Regions from separate parts of the Homo sapiens genome. Here region 2 is linked to region 1. The links are chromatin contacts, found by Hi-C or POLR2A ChIA-PET in ENCODE. All regions are on one chromosome and are shown on one strand. Each heading gives the region's core, a stretch centred on a gene start or an enhancer-like site at or near the end of the contact. The rest is flanking DNA. Distances are from core to core; before and after follow the strand shown.

Evidence for each region. A loop is a pair of places that touch in the nucleus more often than their neighbours do. ChIA-PET counts read pairs that join two places held with the same protein, here RNA polymerase II (POLR2A). Pooled maps may share reads with other maps.
Region 2: a loop to region 1 is called in a pooled map, with 2.9 times the contacts of the local background. The contact joins two enhancer-like sites. A Hi-C loop is called at or near these places in 1 of 168 maps with a recorded cell type or tissue (esophagus muscularis mucosa) and 5 of 50 pooled maps. POLR2A ChIA-PET finds 5 or more read pairs at or near these places in 8 of 52 experiments (AG04449, Caco-2, MCF 10A and 4 more).

What each region holds. Positions count from the first base shown.
Region 1 is chr14:51,544,963-51,549,519 of GRCh38, forward strand. The region is part of intron 2 of FRMD6-AS2 (FRMD6 antisense RNA 2); the gene reads right to left. It also overlaps a transcript of FRMD6 not described here. Among named protein-coding and RNA genes, the nearest start is that of FRMD6-AS2, 53 kb to the right of the region's middle. Within about 2 kb of position 2,434, at least 12 of the 41 ENCODE cell types and tissues checked have a DNase peak (open chromatin) inside an H3K27ac peak, as active enhancers do; they include PC-9, where a contact is called at or near this core.
Region 2 is chr14:51,615,019-51,619,575 of GRCh38, forward strand. It overlaps a transcript of FRMD6 not described here. Among named protein-coding and RNA genes, the nearest start is that of FRMD6-AS2, 17 kb to the left of the region's middle. Within about 2 kb of position 2,138, at least 5 of the 41 ENCODE cell types and tissues checked have a DNase peak (open chromatin) inside an H3K27ac peak, as active enhancers do; they include PC-9, where a contact is called at or near this core.

The DNA.
Region 1 (4,557 bases), core at 1,184-3,683:
TAAATTTCCCGAACCATTTGGAAAGGGTTGTATTAATAGTAAGATTAAGAAACATGGCAACACATGAATTAGGAAGGGTTTGGGGCTGAAACATTCCAAGAGATCACTCATAATTGATGCCCCATCCTTTTTATCATTCTTTAATTTTTGTTAACGTGCCCAGACATGCACTAGACACAGTTATCTTCAAAACATTCTGTAGTAGAATAGCTTGGTGTCTGTTAACCGAAGACATGATACAAGCATCATATTTAATATCAACTTTTGCTGTTCACCCATAAAATACAGAACATTGAAGCACTCTTTTTAAACACAGCAAAAATCTGCCCCATGATTAGAAAGGAGTACAGAGGTTGACACTCCACTCTGTACTCCAGAGGTGTGCTCTGGAGTAGTACAAACGGGTTTACAAACTGCTAGAGTTAAGGAAGCTGCATGATCTGTCTTCCGATTTAGTTTCCTGCAGTGGTGGACTGGAGTCTATTTTACCTGATCCAAAGAGCTGATGTTAAATATGCAAGAATTTTGCAAACTAGTATTTAAACTGTCAGTTGCTTGAAATCAGCCAGGGTGGGAGTATTTACACCACAAAAATGAGTCAACTGTCAATCTGGCTTCCCTCTCATCCCCCAGAGCCATTTTACCAGCACACCACTGCCTCCCGGGTAAGTTTAAGGATAAAATGAGTTAGTTTATGTAAAGCGCTTTTCATAGAGCTCCCCATAGACAAAGCATTCAGTAAATGCTAGCTACCATTATTGTTATTATTATTTGCCATTGAAAATAAATGCAGCCAACTCTCAACTGTTTATCAAATTGATAAATCATCTATGTCCTATGTTTGTTTGCTTTTGTCCCTATTTGACAATTTTACTAGCAGCATACAAGGGAATATGTTCGGGCATAGGAAAAAAAAGCAGTGAAATCCTAATCAATCCATGGTAGTGCTTATTATTATAGCATTGTGATCTTGACAAAATATTTGCTGAGAGAGAAAGAATTAAAGTTGAAAAAAATGAAAATGGGATTATATCTAAATTTAAAATATTCACTCTATTTTTGTCTTCCTTAAAACAGCTCATCGAAATTCCATTATAAATAGAAAATGATAAAATAATAATTTTGAACAATTGTAGAAAAATATGACAAGTCTGTATTTCAGTGATAAATCATAGAATTCCTGACACACATTATCTTAGGCCAAAAAGGGAATTATTGGTTCTTGTAAATCTCAAAGGTAAAAATCAAAGGATAGGTCTGTGTTTGAACACACCTTGATGCAGGATCACATTAGGCCATGAGTGCTCGGTTTCTCTGGCTTCTATTAGATTATTGCTATTTCCAGTCTCCACGTGGCAGCCTCAGCAGCTCCAAACTCTGCCTTTAAAGTGGAATGCTCTTCCCAAAATCATGTCTCTCAGGAAAGAGAAACTCTTTTTTTTTTCTTTTTTTAAATAGTTCCTGTAAAATTCCTGAAGTTTATTTTGATTGATCTGGCTTTGGCCACACATCTGATGCCAGTTTGGGAGAATATCTAATGGGGTAAAGGTAATTTATTTAAAAAAAAAAACTGTAAGAGTATATCTAACAGGGTAAAGGTAATTTGTTCCCCCTCCCCATCAAAAAAAAAAAAAAAAAAAAAAACCTGTGGTGTTATTACACTAAGATAAAATGGATGTCATGCAACCAAAATACAATTGTCTACTCCAAATTATCTTCATTGTAATTGAATTCATGTTGATGGCAACTCATGTATACATGTAGAGCTAGCACACTGCTTTCTCTTGGAACACAGTTCTGATAATAACCTTCTCAGATCAAGTTTCAGCCCAGGGCACTTCTGAAGCCATTAAAGACCCTAGTCATAAAGAGGCAAAAATAGAGATAGTATCACTACAGGAACTAATTTGAGAAACCCGGGTAAAAGAGTGTTTTAAAAAGCAAATGCTAGCCAAAAAATAATTTATAACACCTCCTGCCAGGCAAAGTTCAAGTTTCAGCTAATAGGAGAATATTCCTGGTATGATCTCGGTGCCTTCCTTAACCAAGAATTAGAGCCCCATGGTACAATGACCTTAGAAATTTTGAAAGCAGTAGCACCAGGAAAAGTGAGAGGTCAAAACTCTGTGTGTTCTGTAATGGACACAAACCTGTTGGCATTTAAAAATTCCACAGTGTTTTGCTGTCAAATTTGTTTTAGAATTTCATTTCAGGAAAGTAAGTTCTAACTCTAATGTTATGGAGAAGTTTAAATATTTATACCAGAAAAAATAAAAAGCACAAAACCCTCTACCCTAGAGTCTCAACCATTGACAAGTTACATAATTCTAACGAGTGTAAAGTATCAAGCTCTGTACATCTTGCTCTCTGCTGGGAAGGTGATGCTTCTGTTTCTCTTGGCTGTAAGTTTGTTTGGCCTGAGCTGGATGTCAGCCTGATTCCTAACCCTCCTCATGGAGTCACAGGCTGTAATGCATGAGTCACAGAGGTTAAAATGCAGCCTTTTCTGGTTTATATTGTATGTGGATTCTGTAATAGTCTTGGAATAGTGTTCTGTGATTCATATCCTAGTCTGGTATGCCTTAGCCAAATGCATCTCCTGGTCTGGTGATGTATATTGAGAGCCCTACGACGCTTATTGAGTATGGAGTGATTTAAGGAAACCATTTTTCTATCCCCTGGGAACTTTCTTTCTTATAATATCCCACCCAAATGTGATTTGTTTAAAACATTGTGATGCTCACCTTTATCTTCACCATTAAATATGTCATACTAAATAATCTTGTGGCCATACCAAGGAAACACCAAATATAAGAAGAGCATTTATTTTACAAAAAAGAGGAGACACATCTGTAAGTATTTTGGAGGGTGAGCATATTTCCCGAAGATCTTGAGATTGGATGTTGGCACCCTGTGTGGCCCTGAAAAAAAAAAAAAAAACTATCTTGGGTCTTTTGTAATTGAACTAGAAACTGTACCAACCCAGAGTTTATAAACAGTATCATATAACATTCATTTTGAAATATACAGAAATGTTAATGAGGTGATGGATGTGAAATCAGCTTTTACTAAGAAATACAATGTGTGCCCGCATCAAGCAGTGGGAATAATTACCAATTTATTTTCTCCTATGAAAAAATGATACTCAGACATTAGTGGGATCTTGGAAAGGGATCTGCGTTATTTGTGGAAGTATCACTAAGGCTAAACAACTGTGGCACCAAAGGACAGGCAGCATAATTTTCTAAAATATAGAAAAATTTAAAAGAGGCATTGCCAGAAAATAAATGAGAATGTTCATTCTCGCTAAGTTCTATGAGTAATGTAAACATATCTGGCATTTGTCCCCACTTTCTTCCTGGGACCTTTAAAATGAAAGTTTAGTGATTTATTCTTAATCGCCCACAAGCTGTTAGGTACCCTGTGGCTTGTAGCCATCAGAATTAATTGCAGGTGGCTTTGCGGGTCTGCAGCATGCAGTAAACATGATCATGATGGATTCCTAACACAACCTGGCTGGCTTAGGGTAATTAGCTCTGGATCCCTTCTTCTTGTTCTGAAGTATGTTTAATTCTCCGTGGATTTCTGAAGCAATATTTTGTCTTTCTTGAAAGAAAATTGAAGAAAGTCTGTGAAATAGAAAAATAATTGGACTAAACTCTCAATTTTTTGGAAGGGGAAATGTGGGGGAAACGGGGAGATAAGTTAAAGGCTGAAGCACTTCTGTGAAACTGTTTCTCTAAAGCAGAAAAAGAAGAGTGAATTTAGTGATGGTATATTTACCCTGGAATTTAAGAGGAATAACTCTTTCTGGTGTTCAGAAGTCCATACTTACTGATGTACTGTAAAACCTTGCCCTTCTAAGTGTGGTCCTGGGACCAGCAACGTCAGCATCACCTGGGAGCTAATTAGAGATGGAAAATCTTGGCCACTCCAGACCTGAATCAGAATCTGCATTTTAACCTGGACCAAGGCGATTGGCATTCTTATCAACATTTGAGAACCATTGATGTAATCCATGGTTAGAATATTTGATTTACTTAGAGAGCTTATCATTCTGTCTAGAAGGCATTTATATTCCAGTTATGATTGCCAGAAAGTCCCAGAAAGAAGCAGGTGCAATGCTGTTCCCTGGGAGACCAGGCTGTGAGGGCAGCAGCCATGCCTCTCTGGTCTTTGGATTCCCAGCACCTAGCTCAGTGTATGAAATGTTAAGGTGGATGAATGGATAGGTGAATGGATGGATAGATGGATGGAGGGATGGATGGATGAATGAGTGGATGAAAAGCGTGGTAAACCCCTGAAAAAACGAAAGATGAAGTGAATATTTTTAAAAAATCAATTACAAGCAGATTTTTTGTGTTATTCCATAGTATAGGCTAGCTTAATATCACAATCACAGTAGATTACATGGCAGGCTAACAAAGTCTTATTTTGAAAATTGGACAGTTGTAGGCCTCCAACAGCCTGTGGAGCGAGGTTTGGTTTGTGGAAGGGTGTTATTCCAGCAGAGAAGAATACCTTCCCTTCCCCGAACTCATCTGCTGCTGCATTAGT
Region 2 (4,557 bases), core at 888-3,387, 70 kb after region 1:
CCACTGAAGGGGCTAAGCATTTAGAGTATGACTGAGGAGTAACCTGTACTGTATTTTTAAAGGAGAGTTTAAGAGGAAAATAAAAGGAAACAAAAACTTTTAGCAGCTGCTGCCACTAAAAGCTCAGTATAGTAGTCCAGCCTGTTCTAGCTGCTCTGCAGAGGTAGGTCAGCACTGCCTAGCTGCAAAGAAATGGTGTTGGATTCTAAAATAAAGCATTGACTGTGTTAGGATATGAATTTTAATTTCTAAAACTGTATATTAAGAGACAAGCCACATTGTTGATCCTTATTTCTTCTATTACTAATCATTATTGTCGGAGTTATGGCCTTAGAAAGTATGGAGATGCTAATGAGAAGATTCATGTATTAGATTTGTTTATAAATTCATCCTAAGCAAGTAAACATGACATTATTCTGTGGCATAATATAAAACCCCAAATAATGTCCCAAGAATTGCCCCAGGTAACTTCTCTAGCAGTTATCCATGAAAATAAAAGCACAGGGGCCTGCAGGAATGAAAATCACTCACAGCCAGTTAGACCACATCATTCTGCCCAAGAAGCTAGGTGGAAAATTGTTTTACATTCACTTCGACAAGCATATGGTGAGCCAGGTACTGCTGTAACAAAGGTGAAAATGACATGGTTCCTGCCCTCAAGGAGCTGATATTTGAAAGGAGAGGAGGGGAAAAACAAAGGAAGAACCTCACTTGAAAATAATGTACAGGAGAGTCATGATCCACCCAGTGAATTCTAGAAACATTTCATGGAGGATGTAGCAACTGAGTCAAGTTATAAAAGATTAGTTAGCTAAGAAAGTGTGGTATTCCAAGGAGAATATAACCAGAGCACAAAGAATTATGTGGGAAGTAGTTACATGTGGAACTAGAGATACAGGTAGAGGTGATGAGTTCCAAAGATACCTTTCTAAAGATGCAGGAGACTTAAGCTTGCCTATAATCTGAAAGGAAAGATCTAGTTGAAAGGAAGAGATTAGATCTTGGAAGATATGGGTATAAAGGCCATAGTTTGAAGTGTTATCCTGAAATAGAAAGAAGGACATACCAACCTCTAAGACTGAGGGAAGGACAGCAGGTTGGGGGTGGATGTAGAAAGGCGCATGAGAGGATAGGAAGTTGAGATGTCTGTAGTTGACAGCCTTCCATTTTCTGATGAAGTGGGAGGTGATGTTATTAGCTTAAAGCAATGGCTCTAATCCTCGGCTGTACACTTACCGGGGTTATCTAGGGAGCTTTAAAAAAGTACTGATGCTTGGATCCAGTGCCAGTGAATACAATTTAAGTGTTCTAAGATGCAGCCTAGGCACTGGGATTTTTAACAGGTCCTGGAGTGACTGTAATGGGTTGCCCATGTTGAGAACTACTGGCTTAGACTAGATTAAAGGGTTTGGAACAGCTGTGGAGGGGAATGGACAAGGGAGCTGAAGATAAGCCACACAGCTGTGAGGCGGTCTTAAAGATCAGGTGAATCATAAATGTCTGAGAGTCCCAATCTGCAAGGGATGCTCCTTTTTTCCTCCTCAGCAGCAGTGTTATGCTGGTGAAGGAAGCTGGTTTTGGGGCTGATCCTAAGGTGGGGTTTACTGGCCTGGGGTGGTAAAGAACACAGGCTCAAGGGAACTGAGGCATGAGAGAGGGCTCCAGCCATTTTTATGCATTCTAGGCTGAGCCTGGAAGAAAACAAGACAAGAAGCAGCCCATCCAGTTCCACCATAATCCTATATTTCTGCTAATGGAAGTTCTAATGAACAGGAACATGAGCCAAAAAACAAACTAGTAAACAAGCCACTTGGAGAAGCAAAGGAACCAGATATTCCACCACCTATGTAATTAGCTGAGTAACCTAGAGGTGACTTTGTGTGCATGCTTACTATGAATACGTGTGACATTACATGTCAAGAACTGCATTTTATACACTTCCCTTTTTGAAACTCACCTCATATGCCCATGAAACAAAAAGCCAGTATATGGTTTAAGATGGGTATAGCTTTCCCGTTTGTCATACAAAGCTTCTATTAAAGCATCAGGAGTGCCATGTGGAAGCCCCCTTATTTTCCGTAGGGACAGGCAGTGTTGCTCTTGCTAAGGCAGTGACCTATTATTGAACCGTTTTGCATGTAACACAGTGAGTCATTGTTCTGGCAGAATTCCCTGCTCTCCACACACATTTTTACCTACCTTTGGAATGTGGGAACACTGACCTTGTATATGATAGCCTGGCAAAAAAGTGGCTCTGTCAGAGATTTTACTACTGAACAGCAGGGAGTGGGGGGAAAAAGAAGAAAAGGGAAGAGAGAAGGCAGAGAGAGCAAGGGCTGGAGAGGTAGAGGGAAGACAGGGAATGATGACCAAGAGGAACCAGAAATCATTCTTCCAGATGCAGTGTTGCTCATAATGGAAAACCTGATTGAGAAAAGCTCAGTATGTTAGAATTGCTTGTCAGTGAGATAACGAACATGAATGTGGGCCTATTATGTAACATATATTTAATATGATATATTGCTGCACATATATGTTTGAGACCTTGGGCAAATTACCTAACTAGTTTGTACTTCCATTTCCTTATCTGTAAGAAAAGGATGGTTATAATGCTACCTACCTCGTAGGGTTGTTGAAGGGATTAAATGAGTTAATGTTATTGGAACACTCTTGCATATATTAAGAGAACAATAAATTTTAATCATTATAATTATTATTATTTTCTATGAATTAGTCAGCTCTGAACTCAAGGAACTTAAACCACCTTTCCTAACTTATTTTTCTTCTTTAAACCTGTTTCACTATCTGTAGAAGGGGGATAAAATCATCTGGTCAATATGTACCTTAATTTAGGGGTATTAGAACACTCATGCACTTTAAAATAAAACATGCAATAGATAAATGCATGGCAATAATGATCCATTTACTTGCAAGTGTTTAATGAAAATTTATTATATACCTGCACGGAGCCAGAACATATGTGATATCTGCCCTCATGGAGCTTACAGTCTATGAGTGAAGTTAGGCATTATATATATGGAATTATATATCATATATACTAATGCAGATTGTGGTGAGGGTTTTGAAAGAGAAGAACCAGGTGTTATCTGTGAGAATAACAATTACTTTCTCTGGGTACGCTGCATTACTTGCCTTAGTCTGGGTGTAAAACTTTTTAGAAGACTGACATTTTATTAAGGCCCAAGGATGAAAAGAAACTGGTCAGGGTCTAGGGCAGGGTTCAGAGGAGGGAGAGGAAGGAAATGTTTCAGATCACTTTCAATACCAAAAGAAATCCAAGGCAACTAGAGTGTAGAGAGCCAAGGGAAAAGCGGCAAGAGATCTAGACCTATGTTAAGGAAGTGGAGACAAGAGCACAGCTTGCTCATATTCGTTAAAAGGTCATTCTGGTTGCTTTGAGCAGAACAGACTGGAGAGAAGCAAGTATGGCAGGAGCGAGACCTGTTGCGAGACTACTGATGAGTGGTCCAGCAAAGAAATGATGGTGGCTTGGGAAGCCTGGAGTAAATGGAGTTAGGAGGGAAATAGGCAGAGTCAAAATATATTTTTGAAGTGAAATAACAGGACTTGCTGATAGGTTGAATGTGAAGGCTGAGGGCTGAGAGGTATCAAGAATGACTCCCAGTTTTCCAGCCTCAGGGGTTGGGTAGATGGAGTAGCCCCTGGCTAAAATGAGGAATCTATAGGAGAAACAGGTTTGGGTGGGAAGATGATTACTTGTGATTTGCTTTCAGAATCATTCAATTGAAATGGAAATTATTTTAATCCATTGCATTCAGTAAATTATTATAATACAATTATAAATGTATTTCTATGAAGAATTGACAGTTTCATCTGATGATGAATATATATTATTATATATGATATATTATTTCATATATAATTACATATATTATATATGTAATAATAAAGAAGTCCAGATGATTCTTGGTTTCTATATGTTTAAAGAATTTCAAATAATTTGTTGTAAGACAAAAAATATAATCAATCATTGGGTGATTTAGAATTCCCTTAACTGTGATTTTGGCACTACTTCAAATAATTGCTTTGCACATAACAGAAGTGTTTCATGACATAAGTTTTATACAAAAATGTCCTGGTCTTGATTCAGTAAAGCGCAAGTCTTCTTGTATTTACATGAAAACATGAATATACATAGTATCTATACAGAAGCTGAACAATATGAAGAAACACTTATTTTTAATACATGTACAGGAGGCCAGAGTTCAACAATTGCCCAATGGATACAGTATCACTTACACAAAGACTTCTGTGGATGTCTGTTTATTAAGTTAAATAGCATAGCTGGGCTTTAAGGTATGCAAGAGGAGGAGGATAAAGAAAAAAAAAAAAGAGGAAAGGAAAAGAAGAAGAAAGGTCCTGGCTTTCACCTTTAACGGATCCGAGGTCAGCACGTAAACAAATAGTTACCCTTTGGAAGAGTTGTCATAAATATGACCAAGAAGATTTCTTCCCAAATACCCCATAAAACAAACCTTCCTACATCACCACCTCACAGAAGCTTCCCTGATGACT